2 separate regions of the Homo sapiens genome follow, and region 2 is linked to region 1. A link is a loop called in an ENCODE intact Hi-C map of the cell type or tissue named here. Cell type or tissue: endothelial cell of umbilical vein. All regions are shown on one strand. Each heading gives the region's core, and the rest is flanking DNA. Links, peaks and the distances in the headings are about the cores only. Region 1 has its middle 220 kb from the start of ARL4A. Region 2 has its middle 170 kb from the start of ARL4A.

Region 1 (10,027 bases), core at 2,333-7,332:
GAAAGATATTAATAATTATGTTGGACTGCTGGGCACGGTGGCTGATGCCTGTAATCCCAGCACTTTGCGGGGCTGAGGCGGGCGGATCACAAGGTCAGGAGCTCCAGACCACCCTGGCTAACACGGTGAAACCCCGTCTCTACTAAAAATAAACAAATTAGCCAGTCGTGGTGGCACGCGCCTGTAGTCCTAGCTACTCGGGAGGCTGAGGCAGGAGAATTGCTTGAACCTGGGAGGCAGAGGTTGCAGTGAGCCAAGATTGAGCTGCTGCATTCCAGCCTGGGCGACAGAGCAAGACTCCATCTCAAAAAAATAAATAAAAATAAAAAATAATAATCATGTTGGACAACAGATGTAAACCAGGACTGTCCAAGGCAAACAAATGAAATATATGTTCACTTTCTGCCCAGATGGCAGCTAGGTATTCTTCTTATTCTGTCACTATGAATTCCTTTTCTATATTATAATTTATGGCTTAAAGAATAAAAGGTTACTGCTATATTTATTTATTAATTATGTCTCTGGGATAGAAGCTATATTCATAGAGCATATTGTGTCAAATAATTTATGATATTTTTAGAAGACCTTGTACTTCTAAACTGGGCCTACGTTTTTCTGCTTCAACACTTTTATAATTTTATTTTACTACAAATATATGTATACACACACACTTGATTTTAGGCAGTTCAGCAGCAAGAACTGGGCCTTTGGAGTCCGAAGAATCCTTGTTCAAATCTTTATTATCACTATCTGGCTATGTAACTTTGGATATATGACAGTGCTGAATATTTTTTAGGCTCTCTTTCTTGTAAAGCAGTGGTAAAATACCTACTGTGTTATGAGGATTAGTTCAGAGCTGGAAACGTATGGTTTTCCAAAGTAACTGTTATAGCTGATAGATAGAGAGAGAGATAGATACATAAATAGTAGTTTTAATTAAGATAAAATTGTATTAGGTTGAAAAATAAGTTCTATAGAAAAGCAATCACTGGATGTTCTCACTTATAAGTGGGAGCTGAATAATGAAAACACATGGACACAGGGAAGGGAACAACACACACTGGTGCCTGCTGGGGTGGGGGTGCAGGGAAGGAGAGCATCAGGAAAAATAGCTAATGGATGCTGGGCTTAATACCTAGGTGATGGGTTGATTTGTGCAGCAAATCACCATGGCACGTGTTTAAGTATGTAACATCCTGCACATGTACTCCGGAACTAAAATAAAATAAAATAATTTCTAGGTTTCAATTATTTATAGCTTTAATAACTTTACTTTGATAGTGCCAATATGGAAAGACATGGAGCAAGCTATATTCTTCAGATGTGTAAACCAAGAGAAGCTCCCCAACATGCTAAAAATGGTAGCAAATTTGAAACAGTAGTTTTTAAGTAAGTCACACTTGCTTGACAGATGGCTTAGGCATTGGCCATGTTTAAGTTTAAACAATCCAATTTCAACCTGGCGGAATTGAAAATATAATAATAGAGCTGGCTGAGAAAATACAACATCCTCATTACATCATGAAAAACAACCCCTTTAGTTATAAAATAGATCCTTACTATTTCCTTTGAAAAAGGACAAAAAGAAGTAGAGCAGAGAACAACTAATTGGATTTTTGCACATGCCTTTGTTTATAACGTGAACAGTCGTTAAGCGGTTTCACAATTTTGCTCATGCAGAGTATTAAACGTGTTTCTTAAGTAAACTGGGGCAGCTGGGAAGGGAACTGCTACGTATATTTATACTCAAAGCTGGAAAACACATGATGTTCAAAATATAATGAAGTGTAATTTTTCTGCCTAGCTTTGAAAAGTTTTGGGACTAATACATGAAAAATTATGTTGATTCTTTTTCTGCCTATGAATGTAGAGTAATAGTATTGCACTTGACCAATCTATATGATTTTAAAGAGGGAATTGATGATTTTATGTAATAGAGCATCCTATATACTGTGCTTACAAGAGTCTCTTAGTGATTACAGATGTTTAGCATACTAGTGCAGTGGTCCTCAAACATTAGCATGCATCAGAATGATCTGTAAGGCAATGTATTGAAACACAGTTTTTATTGAAATATGCTGCTAGAGCCAGTAGATAATCACATACAAAATAATGCAGTTGTACCCTAACCTCAAATCATACACAAAAATTAACTCAAAATGAATTAGAGATTTAAGTATATGGGCCGAAACTAAAAAAAGTATTACATTTAGAATAAACTAGTGACTGTGGTTTAGACAATAGCTTCACAGATATGACACCAAAAGCATAAGCAGCAAAAGGCAGAATAGTTAAATTAAACAACAACAACAAAATTTAAACATTTGTATTTCAAAGGACACTATAAATAAAGTGAAAAGACAGCCAACAGAATGAGACAAGTTTTTGCAAATAATATATCTAAGGGACTTGTGCTAGAATAAATAACAATTATAATTCAATAATAAAAAGACATGTAACTCAATTACAAATAGGAAAATGACTTGAATACACATTTATCCAAAGAAGATACACAAATGGCCAGTAATCATATGAATATTTGACATTATTACACATCAGGGAAATGCTCTTCAAAACCATAATGAGAAATCGTTTTAAACCCACAAGGATGTTGAGAATCAAAAAGTCAGATAACAACAAGAATTGGCAGAAATATGGAGAAATCAGAACTCTCATACACTGACGGTGGAAAGTTTCTGTGGAAACTACAATGGTGCAGTTTCTATGGAAAACGGTTTCGCATTTCCTCAAAAGGTGAAACACAGAATTACCATATGATTCAGCAATTTCATGTTTAGATATATACCCAGGAGAAATGAAAATATATGTCCACACACAACTTGTACATAAATGCACATAGCAGCATTGCTCATAACAGCCAAAAAGTTGAAACAACCTAATCATCCCTCAATTGATGAACGGCTAAATAAAATGTGGTATATCCATATGATGGAATATTATTTGACAATTAAAAGAACTGAAGTACTTATTCATGCTGAAACATAGATGATCCTTGAAAATATTATGCTTAATGAAAAAAGTCAGTCACAAAAGACCACATATTGTATGGTTCCATTTATATTAACTGTCTAGAATAGGCAAATCTGTAGAGTCAGAAAGTAGATTTGTGTTTGCTTAGGTATGGATGGATCAAGAAATGAAGGTGTGATGGCTTAAGGCATGCAGAGTTGTTTTCAAGTAATAAAAATGTTCTAAAATTAACTGTAGTGGTGGTTGTACAATTTTGTGAATATACTAAAAGTCATTGAATTTTACACTTCAAGTGGAAAAATTGTATGGCATATTAAGTACATCTCAAGAAAGCTGTTAAAAAATACGCTGAGTGCTTGAGTTCACCTCTGTTACCTCTGCATTGGTATATGTGAGAGGGAAATTGAGACTTCACATGTCTGGCAAATTCCCAGGTTGTTACCACAGATGCTGATCCAGAAACCATACTTTGAGAACAACTGCAGTGGTGCTTTACAGCCTTGCCTGCTTATTAGAATCACTGAGAAGCCTGGAAAAAATCTGGATTCCTAGGACTACGACAGTCTCTCTGGCGTGAGGCCCACGTAACTTTCTAAAGCTCTCCAGGTGATTCAAACTAATGTTCAATAAAGTTTGGAACCTCTGACAAATAGGTTAACACTAATAGTTGTGGGAGGGGACAAGAGCCCTACTACAAGTAGGTGCTTTATACCTCTCAATATTCTAAGTAAGAGAATTAGCTTTAAGTGGAAGTTAAGAAAATAATTATCAATTCCAATACCATATTGACAAAAAAGTTGATCTTCCAATTCTCACAGCGAGCATCAAAATATCTCAAATCCATGAGAAGCAAGATTTCTCTGAAAAAAAAAAGAGAAAAATATCAAATTCAAATGAAATCCAACACATTCTTTTTTTTTTTTTTTTTGACAGTCTCTCTCTGTCACCCAGCCTGGAGTGCAGTGGTGCGATCTCGGCTCACTACAAGCTCCACCTCCCGGGTTCACGCCATTCTCCTGCCTCAGCCTCCTGAGTAGCTGAGACTACAGGCGCCCACCACCACACCCGGCTAATTTTTTTGTATTTTTAGTAGAGACGGGGTTTCACCGTGTTAGCCAGGATGGTCTTGGTCTCCTGACCTCGTGATCTGCCTGCCTCAGCCTCCCAAAGTGCTGGGATTACAGGCATGAGCCACCATGCCCAGCTGAAATCCAACATGTTCTTAAAGGTTCTCCATATTATTTTCATTGTATCTCAGGTATTTTTTCATAAATATCTAAGATCCTACAGAGACTTTTTCTCCCTATGTAAGTGCTCCTGCACCAGAACATTGTGTAATTCTGCTGATTTTTCCCCTCTTCTCATCATAAAAACAAATATACACCTCCTTCATTCACTAACAATGACAACAAGAAACAAAGCTGTTATTAAAAGTAATGGGAAAAATCACAATTACTTTTGAACCAATCTAATACTATCATGGCCATTATCATAATTTCCCAGATGTTCAACCCAGGTAAGTAGCACAAACAAAGGTTAGTCACGGTGTACAGGCAGGGACTCACTTGGTCTGGAAGTGGTAAGCTGGAAAGCCAGCTCAGGCAGCAACAAAATTCAAGAACATGGGCATGAGGTAGGGTTTGGCACTCAAAGCTAGCATAAAGGAACAGTCATGAAATGACATTTTGACATGCAGACTTTGAGCAAAACTAGGGCATAAACACTGATCCATGGGAGATTCTGCCAGCCCTCTGCTCTGGTTTAAGAAGCATTTCTCTTGTGGGTTACCAGGAATAAGCAAGACTCAGCTCTGTAGTTGCAGATGAGTGCAGTAGGAGGTCAAGTGCTCTGGAGAGTCCCCTGGTTTCCCAAAGCCCCTCTTAGCCCCACCTGAACCTGAAGTTTGAGTAAAAATGAGCTGGATGACGAGTGAAGATTAGAAAGGAGGGCCAGGGTGAGAGTGTATATAGTGTGGTTTGGCAATAAAGGAAGAGGTATAGGCAGACATGAGTCAAGAGAAAACATAGTAGTTTATAGCGGGGTGTCCAATCTTTTGGCTTCCCTGGGCCACATTGGAAGAAGAATTGCCTTAGGCCACACATAAAATACACTAACACTAATGATAGCTGATCAACTAAAGAAAAGAAAAAAAAAAAAAAATATATATATATATATATATATATATATATATATATATATATATAATCTCATAGTGTTTTAAGAAAGTTTAAGAATTTGTGTTAGGTTGTGTGGCCCGTGGGCAGCGGTTTGGACAAGCTTGTTTTATGGGGACAAACAGAAGTCCAGTTTTCCTGAAGTTTAGAATTCAGAGGGGCAATGGTCAGATACCCACACATGAGCCTCCATTAGATAATGGAACAGAGAATTATCCTCAAGCAGTTTTCTCCCAGTCATTACATTTTATCCTAAGTGATCTATCCTTATGACCAGTTTATAACACTTACTGTTTATATGCCATGATTTAATTGCCAATTATACAGTGCTTTTTTCTGATTATTTCATATATTCTCCTTATCTCTTTAATTAGTTTATAATCTAGCCAAGGATGGGAAAATTTTTCATATTTTTGCACAGAACTAATCTCAAGCCGGGCGAGGTGGCTCATGCCTGTAATCCCAGCACTTTGGGAGGCCGAGGCGGTGGATCACGAGGTCAGGAGATCGAGACTATCCTGGCTATCACGGTGAAACCCCATCTCTACTAAAAATACAAAAAATTAGCCGGGCTTGGCGGCGAGCGCCTGTAGTCCCAGCTACTTGGGAGGCCAAGGCAGGAGAATGGCATGAACCCGGGAGGCAGAGATCATGCCACTGCACTCCAGTCTGGGTGACAGAGTAAGACTCTGTCTCAAAAAAAAAAAAAAAAAAAAAAAGAACTAGTCTCAAAACTGAGCATATGAGAATTAATTTAAAAATTTTTTGAGCCTTCTCCTTCAGCCTCATGCAGACTATCCTCTAGTACTTTGCACTGTGACCTCCCTATCGCTCCTCTGGCTATATTTATTAAATAAGAGATGAGCACTTAAGCAGCTTAAGTAGGTGCTTTGTCTGAGGAATTGGAACAAAGACCAAGAGACAGCCAAAATTACGAATATATGTCAGGAATTGTAGCATGTAAAGTTGGGAGTATGGTATAGGCATACCTAGTAGGAAAAGGGAGAAATGGCTAAAGCCCATCTACAGAGAAAGAGAAGAGAAGGTGATGAACTTCTAGTTTAATTAGTTTTGTTTATAGATGTCCCATAAGATTGAGTTAAATTATTGCCTCGGGTCCTTGAACTGCTTCTTTAGCCTTGAAATAGACCCTGCCTCCTCACCCTCTCATACCCCATCTTAAAATTTGTTATTAAAAGCTAAGTTGATTTGGAACTCTTAGGCACTTTTGCCATAGGAAATGAGAAAATGGGACTGGATTACCTGGATGCTGTTTGAGATCCCAGGAAGCCATAGCCCATAATCAGTTAATAGATGGCCAAAGGTGTGGATCTGAGTCACTCACTTCTCAGACAACTCTATGAATATTTTGTCTCCATTCTACAATGAGGCTCATGAAATTTTCTCATAGTGAATACATTCAAATTCCCTTTTATGGCATCAATTGTAAGTGGAACATGGTGGGACTAATTGTTAAATCAACTCCTTTGGTGAAGTAAGAGCTGAGTCAGATCTTGGTCATGATTTGCGAACTTCACATCCTTTGTCTTCCCTCCAACAATTAAAATTTTTCCATCCATATTTTTTCAAAATTGAAAGTTAATATATTATCTGGAACTTTGTTATTGTATGTGATTTTGAAATTTTAATCTTATATTCATTCATTAACTCTCCCAATTTGCCAGGAACTGAGGGGATTCCTGAATGCAGGCCTTCTCAGGGACCTAGGAAGGTCCCTAAGGATTCAGGACAGCTGGTAACCCCAGGACTGGAGTAGCTGTCATCTGGTCCAGCCTTTCCATTTTATAGATAAAGTAACTCACTGGTTCTAGTGCTTAAGCATCTATAGCAGAAAAGCCTGGACTGATCTCAAGGCTCTCAATCTCTGGCTGACTGCTCCACGAATTCATTACATTGTACTTCTTGAGGCTAGATATGGACACCTTTGCACCCACTCATCACAGCTCCTCCCTCTACCAAATGCTTCCGTGATTATGCTCATTACATTGTTGTGGAATGGATGAAAGAAGAATCTTTAAGTAAATGGATTAAATGCTGTACTGTTAGTATGTATAAGCAGAATTTTCATTATAAAACACCAAATCTGCATGTAAATGGTATATGTCCATTTGAAGGTTAAAAACTAACAGATGTAACTAGTATCAGATCCATCTAGGTTTCTTGGGCCTGGACATTGTGTAGAAGAAATTTGAGGGAAATTCAGGGATTATATCACAAATTTAAATCTAGATTATTAGAAAAGTACAGTTTAGAGTTGTAAGAGTCCCAATAAAGGTGAAGTATGTAATACCCCTTTCAAATGGTTATCCAGTTTGTTCTTCAGTATTCATTGGAAAGCTTACCTCACCAACTTCCAGTGTAAAAATTCTATTTTGGGGTAATACATTGGGACATTTATTTTTTTCAACTGAATTTGTTTCTCTCCCTAAAGTTTCCATCCACTGACCCTTGAAGCAAAAGGTAATACATCTTATTTCTTCTCAGTACAAGACTTTAAATAGCTAAAACCACTAATTTTCATATTATTCTCAATGTTTAACTTCATTAATCTTTAATCCTAATTCAAGGAATATTATTTTATTTTCCTTTCCAACTCTTACTTTCATTTTTGAAACATATTCTAATGTGTACACAATACTTTTGAAATGTGCTCCTCATACCTCATGTCAGATTTACTCTGATCTTTCCTGATACAGTATTTTTTTTTTGTGAAATCTAAAACTAGATAGCTTTGTTTTGTAATCACACATATTGTTGATCTGTTGAGCTTACTATGAGGTGAAAACGTTAACAGTTTATTGGAAGGACAAGAATATTTATATAGACATGTTTCCTGCCTTTCTTTTCCTCCAGTTCTCCAAAGAAGATGATCTTTTCTTCTTATTCTTTTCTAAGGAACATCTTGCTTTGTTAGACAGGCTCTTCTTGTTTTGTGATGGTGAATCAGAGAGCAGGCAGCGAGTGCCAGGGCCAGGTGGGCAGTAAGAGGAGGTTACAAAACTTGGGGACAGAAGGTGGCATTTTACAGAATATAGAGGATGAGAAGAATAAGTAGGTATTAATAGTCTTAGCAGTGGGAGTAGAGAAGTGTGTTTCAGGGAGTCAACAGTGGGAGTAGAGGAGTATGCTTTAGGGAGTGAAGGTTTGGTACTGAAGCAATTGTGTGAGTGAGAACAAGTGAGTGGGGGAGGAAAAAATAAGTGGATCCTAAGAAGTATTGCTGGGGAGAATTGTTTATGACATTTAAGAAATACTACTAAAGGACTTTGGTTATATTGAAATTAATGGGGACTCTATTCTTGTGATTTGGATGTTACTCTAGTACTGACTCAGAAGGGTGAAGGCTTAAAAGAATTGCCTATGTATTTGCTGGGCACAGTGGCTCATGCCTGTAATCCCAGCACTTTGGGAGGCCAAGGCACGTGGATCACCTGAGGTCAGGAGTTCAATACCAGCCTGGCCAACATGGTGAAACCCCATTTCTACTAAAAATACAAAAATTAGCTAGCCATGGTGGCACATGCCTGTAATCCCAGCTACTCCGGAGACTGAGGCAGGAGAATCACTTGAACCTGAGAGGCAGAGGTTGCAGTGAGTCAAGATCATGCCACTGCGCTCCAGCCTGGGCAACAGAGCAAGACTCTGTCTCAAAAAAATAAAAAAAAAAAACAAAAAAAAGAATTGCTTATGTAATTAAACAATCCATGCTTTACAAAGTATAAATATACATGCTTTACAAAGCTATAAATACATATATTTGTGTCTTACCCAGAGAGGTTAGGTTACTTGCCCAAGCTTACACTGCCTCACTGTACTTTCAGAGCAACTCAGTGCGTGAGAATATGAGACCCTGATAGTGGAGGAACTATGCCCTGTGAATGATACTGGAGGGGTAAGTCTAGGCCCATTTCTGCTCACGGGAGCTGGCCTAGGAGGAAGCTGGGAGACCTCTGATGGGGCTTTCTTCTCTTACATCTTGGCTAGCCTTCTAATATGGGCTTTGCGTTAAGACAAACACGTTCACACATGCACATTCTCTATCCTGAAAGATTCCTTCCTTCCTTCCTTCCTTTCTCTTTTCTTTTTTTTCTTTTTTTTTCTTTCTTTTTTTTTTTTTTTTTTGATAGAGTCTTACTCTGTCACCCAGGCTGGAGTGCAATGGCACAATCTAGGCTCATTGCAAGCTCTGCCTCCCGGGTTCAAGTGATTCGCCTGCCTCAGCCTCCTGAGTAGCTGAGATTACAAGCACACACCACCACACCCAGCTAATTTTTGTGTTTTTTGTAGAGACGGGATTTCACCAGGTTGGCCAGGCTGGTCTCCAACTCCTGACCTCAGGTGATCCACCTGCCTCAGCCTCCCAAAGTGCTGGGATTACAGGCATGAGCCACTACGCCCAGACTCTCCTGTAGGATTTTGAGACTCTTAGTAAACATATGTTTTAAAAGATATGTAATGGAATAGAAAATATCCTGTCAAATATGATTATTTTAAGAAATTATTAATGTTTGGAATCTTTTATCTGTGAAGACCATCCTCTTTTCCTTGCTTCCTTTCACATTTCAAAGCCTCTTGAAGATGATGAGAATTCAAAGCTATGGTTTATACATAGAATAAGCATGAAATATATGTGAACAAGGTATAAAGATGTGAAATAGGTATAATCATATGTGAAATAGGTATAAAGATGATAAATACTACATGACATGTAAATTAGTAAAATGATGAGTACAGTGGTTTTCCTCAAGTGCTTGAAGGCATTTCTCTGAAAGGAAGGGGGAAAATTGGCAAGCTGATTTCATCTTGAAAAAGCTTTCTAAGAAGTTTAACTCGCAGAGACG
Region 2 (10,027 bases), core at 3,028-8,027, 53 kb before region 1:
ACTTCCAAGCTGCATTTTCACCACTGCTTGGTTAGAGACTTTTGATTTAAACTACAGATCTTTTATGCTTTTTTTTTTTTTTTTTTTTTGCATAGCTTGTAAAATACTTTTTTTTCTTTTCTCTTTTTAGTTCTTTTAAATCAACATTTAAGTTAACATTATCAATGAAGTTTCATCAAGCTGATACCCGACTTATCCTCTTAGTCTCCGTTTATCGATTCATCCTCTCTTTCTAATTCCTTGTGGCTGTTAGCATGTAATATATACATAAAGCAGATAAATGTATCATCTTCAGCACAGATTCAGTCAGAGATTTTAATTGGCTGTCTTTCTCATTTACATCTGGTTTCCTTGTGTTTTGAAGTTTTCAAGCATTTCTTTCTGTTCTTTTAGCACTCATACTCTTTCTGTTTACCAAACGTCTTCTTGGGTGAGTAGTTTTCAGCTTTCTTGAAGGTAAACAGTTTCTTCAAAACCATTAACTGTTTCCCTATGATGTTGTAGTGTATTCTTCTGAGATGCTTTTGAAATAATCTTGGCCCCAATCACATGGAACCAGAGAACTTCTGATGCCTCTTTGAGTGATTGTGTCTGTTATTTAAGACTGTCCATCACCACCCAATGGAATAAAATTTAGGAGACTTTTCTGGTTTTGGTCAAGAAGGTCTACTGTATCTCCTTGTGAAAATGTGGACTTACTCATATCTTTACAAAGTTTTCCCAAACACAGATTTTGTGACTTCAGAAGGCTGGCCTCCACTGCAGGTGACTCAAGAACTTGAAAGGCTATGTAATGAGTCTGTTCTTCTCACTAATTTTATGACACTTTTCAACTCAGACAGAAAATCTTTTGGCTAGCTCATTTCCATTATTTTATTGTACAGCCCATCAAAGCAGCATTTTCTTGGAAAGGGACACTGAAACAGACTTGAGCCTTGTGTCCATAATTCAGACAACACCGTTACAGCACTGCATAGCTGCCACAGGACTAGCTGGAAGGACACTTTTTGTGGCCACCAGCAAGCCCTCTGTCTTAGTCAGTTCAGGCCACTATAACAGAATACCAAAGACTGAGTACCTTAAACAACAAACATTTATTTCTCACAGTTCTGGAAGCTGGGGAGTCCAAGATCTAGGTGCTGGTCTCGAAGGCTCATTTCCTTGTTTGCAAATGGCTGCCTCCTCAGATGGCATAGAGCAAAGAGAAATAGCTCTCTGGTCTCTTTATCCCCTTCTAAGGGCACTTATCTCATTCCTGAGGGCTCTACCCTCATGACCTAATTGAACTTCCAAATACCATCACATTGGGGAATTTAGGCTTTAATACATATATGGTTGGGTTTGGGGTGAGGAACAGAAATATTCAGATCATGGCACTCTTTCTGGCTTCAGTGGGCACTGCAGCTCTGCTTCTGGCCAGCTGCCTGTGGGCTACAACTGCCTACCCAGACCTTGTCCTTGACAACTAGGGCAGACCCTCAGAGGGGTTTCAGCAGGGTCCACACTTAACAAACAAAAATAAAAAGTGCTCTCTAACTTTGCTCTAAATTTGCACATGCAGAAAGGGTTCTTATTTGTGTAGTACATTGGGGGAAAGGGAAAAAGCCTATTATACCCAGAACGGACCAGCCTGTGAGCTGTAAGCAATTTAGGCCTACTCGTCTTCACAGGAAACCTCAGGGATTCAAGCAGTAACATGCCCTCACCAAACCTATAGAACAGAGTGGATAAACCTGGCTTTCTAGTTCTGCTTCTGCCTCTTCAATAGCTTCATGACATGGGTCAAAACAGCTTCAATAGCTTCAAAATAGGTTCAGTAGCTTCAAAAATATAATCAATATTTGAGGAAAGCAATATACAACATAAATCAACTTCCTATAGAACATCGTATTTAAGCCTTACTATCTTATGAGGTTAACCCTCCTAGGAGGTTGCTAAATCTAACTGATAACCTTTAGGTTAAATGGCTTGTGTAAGGGCACAGTTTATTAAGTTTGGGGATTGTATTCTGAATCAAAATCATCTGAGTCCAATACAGATTTCCTTGTAAATAATATATTCCTTAATGTGGATACCTCCCTGCTTTCTGCCTCCTGCTTTTAATTGTGATAAAAATATGTAACATTAAATTTACAATCTTAACCATTTTTAAGTGTACAGTTTATCAATATTATGTTCACATTGTTGTGCAAAAGATGTCTAGAACTCTCTGATATTGCAAAACTAAAACTCTACACCATTATACACCAACTCCGCCTCTCCATTCTCCCCCAGCCTTTGGCAACGACTTTTCTCTTATGTTTCTATGATTTTGACTACTTTAGATGTTTCATATGAATGGAATCTCATGCACTCAATCATACAGTATTTGTCCCTTTGGGACTGGCATATTTGCTTATCATAATCTCCTTAAGGTTCAAATATGTTGTAATTCATATTACATAACATTTCACTGTATGTATACACCACATTTTCTTTAGCCATTCATCTTTCGGTAGACCTTTGGGTTGCTTCCTTTTCTTGGCTATTATGAATAATGTGGCAATAAAAATGGGTGTGCAAATATTTATTGGATTCTAATTTGAGTTCTTTTGGATATGCACCCAGTAGTGGGATTGCTGGGTCATATGGTAATTCTATTTTCAATTTTTTGAGGACGCTTCATATTGTTTTCCTCCGCCCTTTAAAATAGGATGTAATAAACAATTTATAAGGACCATCCAATAAAAAAATTATCAGTCCCTTTATGATTCCTTTTTGCCTTTTTTTATTATAATGGCAAAGTGATCATTTTAATAACATGTATCATTTTTTCTTACCTAGGGTAAGAATGTATCATTTATTACTTACCTAGGGTTAATGGAAGAACTTAAGTTTTAATGTTTATTATCCATTCCGTTACTGCTTTCAGCTCAACAGGAATATGGAGAAACACTTATTAAATATTAACTGACAAACTGCTTTTCTTTCTTTTCAAAACTTAGTCCTCAGAATTATGCTGAAGAGATGCTTTGTAGAAGGAATTGGAATAATTTTAATAAATAATTAAATATCTTGAAACAAATAATTTTTATTTTCCTTGGGTATAAATATTTATTTTGCTTGGTTATAAATCATATAATATTTTAAAGAAAAATATTTTTATTTCATATTTTTATTTCTCTTGTTTGCATTTCTAAATCTGATAGAAGTTATTAAGGCAGATAAATTATTACTGTTGAACATGTTGTTACTATGGTTTCAGATCTACCATTTTTTATTAATTGATCCCCAATTTGAGGATAAGCCTATTTTTTTTTTTTCAGTTGCAAGATTTAATAGAGTGAAAACAGAGTTCCCATACAAGAGGAGGGGACCCAAAGGGGGTTGCCCCTCCCTGCTTGAATGCCTGGGGTTTGTATCCCAATCATTGTCCCTCCCACTGTGCTCTCAGATGATAGATGATTTGAGTATTTCTTTACCTCCTGTTTTAGCCTAATTGGTATTTTAGTGAGCCCTCTTTACTACCTGATTGGTTGGGTGTGAGCTGAGTTACAAGCCTCGTGTTTAAAGGTGGGTGCAGTCACCTTCCCCAGCTAGGCTTAGGAATTCTTAGTCAGCCTAGGAAATCCAGCTAGTCCTGCCTCTCAGTTCCCCCTCTCAACAGGAAAACCCAAGTGCTGTTGGGGAGGTTGGCCGACGACTGCTGTAACTGCTTCCTGCAGAATTGGGGCATAGTAGGGGTTGTGCAGTTGAGATTTCCTTGGGAGGGGTGCCTTCAATGTCATTAACATCGGAGCATGGGCTAGCAGGCCGGTCCAGGGGTCTGCGGTAGATCTTAGTCATGGACTGCATCTGGGGCTCTATTTGAAGAACAATTTGTAGTTTTACAGCTTCGATCTGGAAGAGACAAACTTAACAAGGAGGTTAAAGATACAGGGATTGAAATGTCTGGCCTAAAGTGCAGGGGATTATTTCTTTGGCACACTTCACGGGCCCTGACTATCTACTTCATAGTTTTGAAAAGGCCTGGTCCAGTTAATAATGATTTGGCAGGATGAGCCTATTTTTCTTTAATAATTTATCTCTATTTAAACTACCAGACATATAAAAAGTCACAGCATGTAAATACAGCCTACTACAGACACCAAAGTCACATATTTTAGCCAAATAATCCTTGATTTTTTTCCTCTCTCTTTATTGATCTAAAAAATGAAATCAGTGATAAGCCCCAAATAACAAAATCTTATAGGGATTATAGTTATAATCTCTATATATTAGTGTTATATATAGTGATACTATAACACCTCTCTATATACAGAGGTGTTATAGTATCCCCCAACACCTCTGTATTTCTTTTTCTTTTTTTTTTTAATGAAGGATATTTGTTTAAAAAGATAAGAATAAGCACTAAGAAAATAGAAATCTGGCTAGGTGCAGTGGCTCACGCCTGTAATCCCAACACTTTGGGAGGCCAAGGCAGGCAGATCACCTGAGGTCAGGAGTTTGAAACTAGCCTGGCCAACATGGTGAAACCCCGTCTCTACTAAAAATACAAAAATTAGCCAGGCGTGGTGGCACATGCTTGTAGTTCCAGCTACTCAGGAGGCTGAGGCAGCGGAATCACTTGAACCCGGGAGGTGGAGGTTGCAGTGAGCCAAGATCATGCCATTGCACGCCAGCCTGGGTGACAGAGCGAGACTCCATCTCAAAAAAAAAAAAAAAAAAGAAGGAAAATAGAAATCTATTGCTTCCATACTGTGAGGTGGGGGCGGGGGGGGGCGATCTGTTAAGAAGCTAAAGAAGAAAAATATGTGGATTTCCCAGATATTTTCCATAACCCCCATTAAACACATGCAAAATTCTGCGCATGTGTAGGAGAGGGGGCAAATGTGTGTATTTTAGGAAGAAGAGGCTCCATAGTTTATGTGAAATTCTCAAAGGCTTTTTTAACCCCTCAAAAATTTAAGAATCACCAAACTATAGATAGCTGTGCAAATTATTGTTTGATTATCAAATGCTAAACAACATTTAATTATTTTAAATTATCCCCTTCAAAATGATTAATTAGGGAATAATGATTTAGTTTTTCTTCATGTTATTTATTATTAGTTTTTACTTGTGGTCAGTTGAGGCACCAAGAGATGCAAGGCAGTGGGAGGTGGGAGGGGAAGTTAGAGGGGTATCCATTAGCTTCTCATAAGTCATGCCAAATAAATAAGTGAAATAAAATGCATTTGTTTGATATGAAAATTCAGCTTGAAGACAAGTCTGCTTATCTTTCCTTTCTACTAGAACATTCTCCTACGCCCATCTATCTAGGAATTTCTGGAGCTGCCAAAGTAGTAATTAGTGCTAGCAATATTTAAATTTACTTGAATTGCTCCCTAAAACCATAATTGCTTGTTTTTGCCTGTATCTGTCTTTTCACGAACATTTTGAGTTTAGCTCTGTCTTACATTCCCATCCCTAAAGATCATCAGGACTTTTGTTTTCGTGACAATGCTGGGACCAGATTGGCCTTCATCATCTCATAACACCCTTATTTCCTATGGAAAAGTAAAATTGAATTATTCCAGATATGATGACTTTAGGATATCCTTTTCCCTCTTGTACATCCTTCATTGTATTTGTGTTTTCCCTTTGGTCTCCAACGTCCCCACCACCCCCAATCCCTCCACGACTTTTAAGCCCTTGGAAGCCAACTTGATTAGTCAGGTTCTCTAGGGAAATGGAACCAATAGGATATGTTTATTTATTATGTATTATAAGGAATTGGCTCCTGTGATTATGGAGACTGGCAAGTTCAAAATCTGCAGAGCTGATGTTTCTGTTTGAAGGCCCCCAGGCAGGAGAACTCTTTATTACTCTGGGGGTAGGCCAGTTTTTTGTTCTATTCAGGCCTTCACCTAATTGGTAAAGCAAAGTATTCCTAAACGTAGATAACTTCTGGACCACTCACCTTATGGAGAGCAATTTGCTTTACTCTGTCTACCAATTTAAATGTTAATCTCATCAAATAACACCTACACAGAAACACACAGAGAATGTTTGCACAAATATCTGGGCACCCCATGGCCCCGTCAGGTTGGCAAATAAAATAATTCATCACCCAACACTTTCTTTTTGTTTTTTGAGACAGAGTCTTGCTCTGTCACCCAGGCTGGAGTGCAATGAGGTGTTCTTGGTTCACTGCAACCTCCAGCTCCTGGGTTCAAGTGATTCTTGTGCCTCAGCCTCCCAAGTAGCTGAAATCACAGTTGTGCACCACCACACCCAGCTGATTTTTTGAATTTTTAGTAGGGACAGGGTTGTGCTATGTTGGCCAGGCTGGTCTTGAACTCCTCAAGTGATCTGCCCGCCTCAGTTTCCCAAAGTGTTGGGATTACAGGTGTGAGTCACTACACCTGGCCCACACAACACTTTCAAAAAATCTGTTTTATTTCCCTTTATAGGCTTTCTTGTCCCAGATCTATCATTAGAAGAATACTTATTACTGAATGTTTATTAAATAAACACAAAAGAGTTGGGCTAAACCCTGAAACTAGAGCATTTTCCCTGCATTTCAGAGTATGTCTTCTACTTTTTCAGTATAAAAACCAAAAGAAGGAGGAAGTGGAGGGCAGGGGTTTTGGTGCAGGGGAGAGGCAGGCCATGAGCTTTACAGAGTCACACACTGAAAGTGAGCAGCACCTAGTATCAGTGGAGATTCTTTTTATTTTATTTTATAGATAGTCTTGCTCTGTGGCCTAGGCTGGAGTGCAGTGGCATGCAGCCTTGACCTCCTGGGCTCAAGTGATCCTCCTGTCTCAGGCTCCTGAGCAGCTAGGACTATAGGCACATATCACCACATGTGGTTTTTTTTTTTTTTTTTAATTTTTTGCAGAGATGGGGTCTGCTATATTGCCTAGGCTGATCTCAAACTCCTGGCCTCAAGCAATCCTCCCACCATGACCTCTAAAAGTGCTGGGATTACAGGTGTAAGCCACTGTACTTGGCCCAGCAGAGATTCTTGAAACTTACTCTCTCATGGTGGTTGCACCTCCAAAAAAGACACTACCTAAGTTACCTACTCTCCCATGGAGCGGGGTTTCTGGCTCAGTAATGCTCTCTCTTCTCTTATAAGCTCCCCTCAGGAAATGTCATGTCAGAATAAAAAGTACAGATTTTTACATTCAGTTTTGTAAGAATCCCTTTTCCTTCCTTTGCCTGATTAATTTCTCTTTTCATTCAATTGAAAAAATTTCTCAAGACAGGATTAGAGTTTTTCTTTCTTTCTTTTTTTTTTTTTGAGATGGAGTCTCTCTCTCTTGCCGCCCAGGCTGGAGTGCAGTGGCACGATCTCAATGCACTGCAACCTCCCCCTCCCGGGTTCGAGTGATTCTCTGCTTCAGCCTCCAGAGTAGCTGGGATTACAGGTGACTGCCACCATGGCCGGCTAAGTTTTGTATTTTTAGTAGAGATGGGGTTTCACCATGGTGGCCAGGCTGGTCTCGAACTCCTGACCTCAGGTGATCCACCCACCTTGGCCTCCCAAAGTGCTGGGATTACAGGCATGAGCCACCATGCCTGGCCTCCCTTCTCCTTTCTTTAGATGAATTATTTTTACAGTACTAGTTGTTCTACTTAGTCAGTCTTCTATGTTTCTTTAATTTTTTTTTTTTTTTTTTTTGAGACGGAGTCTCGCTCTGTTGCCCAGGCCGGACTGCGGACTGCAGTGGCGCAATCTCGGCTCACTGCAAGCTCCGCTTCCCGGGTTCACGCCATTCTCCTGCCTCAGCCTCCCGAGTAGCTGGGACTACAGGCGCCCGCCACCACGCCCGGCTAATTTTTTGTATTTTTAGTAGAGACGGGGTTTCACCTTGTTAGCCAGGATGGTCTCGATCTCCTGACCTCATGATCCACCCGCCTCGGCCTCCCAAAGTGTTTAATTTTTATTTTATTAATAACAGAAGAGTAGGATTGCCTTTATTTTTAGTACTTCTTTCTAAGGGAGGTGGATGTTTATAGTAGTTTGGAATAAGTGAAAGTATTGAGTATAGTTGTGGCTGGTGCTAGGGCCCACCCAGTTACAGGGCAGCTGTACAGTTTTCAGAGAAGGGAGATGGTAGACAGGATGAACATCCTCCCCCTCACCCCAAAGTATCTGCCTAAGGGAATTAGTAAAATTCCCAAAAACACGTCCTTTTTGCAGTGACTTGAAAATTCAGATCCTTGAGGTCATGAAATTCTGGCACACACATTACTGTACTTTTCTGAATGACTGCTGTCTTTATAAAACTCCACTTTTCAGGAGAGTTTTGGAGTACAAGTCATTTTAACTAGAATTTGCTGTAGAATTCCATAATGGCAAGGCCACTCCTCAATTAAATCTATTTATTGACTCAGGTCATACCTCATTCACCTTAGTAGTAAATAAAGTGAATGCTATTTATTGATTGATTTATTTATTTATTAGAGACATGGTTTTTCTCTTCACCCAGGCTGGAATGCAGGGGCATGATCATGGCTCACTGTGGCCCTGACCTCCTGGGCTCAATTGATTCTCCCACCTTGGCCTCTGGAGTAGCTGGGACTACAGGTGCACGCCACCGTGCCTGGCTAATTTTTAAATATTTTTGAAGAGATGAAGTCTCCCTATTTTGTCCAGGCTCGTCTTGAACTCCTGGATCAAACAATCCTCCCCCACCTTGGCCTCCCAAAGTACTGGGATTACATGCATGAGCCAATGCACCCGGCCCCAAATTTATTTATTTATTTATTTATTTATTTATTTATTTATTTATTTGGAGATGGAGTCTCACTCTGTTGCCCAGGCTGGGGTGCAGTGGTGTGATCTTGGCTTACCGCAACCTCTGCCTCCCAGGTTCAAGCAATTCTCCTGCCTCAGCTGGGACCACAGACACGCGCTACATGCCCGGCTAATTTTTGTATTTTTAGTACAGATGGGGTTTCGCTATGTTGGCCAGGCTGTTTTCAAACTCCTGACCCTTGATCTGCCTGCCTTGGCTTCCCAAAGGGCTGGGGTTACAGGAGTGAGCCACCGCACCTGACCCCAGATTTATTTTTGAAGAATTCTTTCATCAATGAGAAACACTGCAACTCATTTTTATAAGTTATTATATTAAGTAAACAGAAGGACATTCACAAGAGCTAAATATACTGTCTTACTGCCCAAACACAATTATAGAGTAGCTTCTTTTCTGCAAACACAATAATTAATTCAAATTAAGCTCTTGGCGAGTCTTTCCAACTTGACTCTATCACATGAAATGTTATTTTCATATATTCTAAAGAGGCTCAGATAAGAAAAGAAAGATGAATTATATTTTAGAATGTACTACTTTAAAGCTCTAAGCCCCTACTGTTAGCAGTTCTGTGCACAATTCTTAAATATATAAATCAGTTAATTTTTATAAATGTAGACTCCTATGTAACCACCATACAGATCTGTATCTGTTGATCAATATCAATATGGAATATCTCCAGCACTTTAGGAGGCTGTATCAATCGTTAGTTACTCCTACTAGCCGTATATAAAAGTTCCAGTGGCTCTATATGCTCACAATTGCTTTGTATTGTTATTTTTATTAAACATTCCATTGTGTATTGATAACTAATTATAGTTTTAATTTCCATTTCTCTGATGATTAATCTGTTAAGTACTTATTATATGGTTATTGGCCATAATACCAGTTATCTTTTATAGACATCAGTACTCAAACATTTCTTTTGGCCTTTAGTTTCTTACTATCTCTTAAGATTGTTGCCATTTATTTACTATTCTTAGGCTAAACCTAGTTTTGCTAAATGTAGAAATCACTTCAAGATTCATCCTCTAATATCCCAGAGTGTAGGAGTTGAAGTTTCAGAATGGAAAATCTTGTCTTTACGCTTGTGGTCTTTTAATAGGTTTTTTCTTTTTTGAATAGGAGGCTTAGATATAATTAAACTGCCTATCTTTTGATGCTAATGACAAGCACACACAAAGAAACAATTTACGTTGTTTTGTTTTCTCAATATCAAATTGAGAATTCTGTCAATTAAA

What was found. A loop is a pair of places that touch in the nucleus more often than their neighbours do. Peaks named below come from ENCODE experiments on the same cell type or tissue, not always from the same donor. Only the 100,000 strongest peaks of a DNase experiment are listed, where the experiment ranks them.
Region 2: a loop joins it to region 1, with 6 times the contacts of the local background. A loop is called at or near these places in 1 of 110 quality-filtered maps.

What each region holds. Positions count from the first base shown.
Region 1 is chr7:12,903,109-12,913,135 of GRCh38, forward strand. No RefSeq gene overlaps it. Among named protein-coding and RNA genes, the nearest start is that of ARL4A, 220 kb to the left of the region's middle. In endothelial cell of umbilical vein, for the core only: no CTCF peak of the experiment used is centred there; no DNase peak of the experiment used is centred there.
Region 2 is chr7:12,849,645-12,859,671 of GRCh38, forward strand. No RefSeq gene overlaps it. Among named protein-coding and RNA genes, the nearest start is that of ARL4A, 170 kb to the left of the region's middle. In endothelial cell of umbilical vein, for the core only: no CTCF peak of the experiment used is centred there; a DNase peak (open chromatin) is centred at 5,587.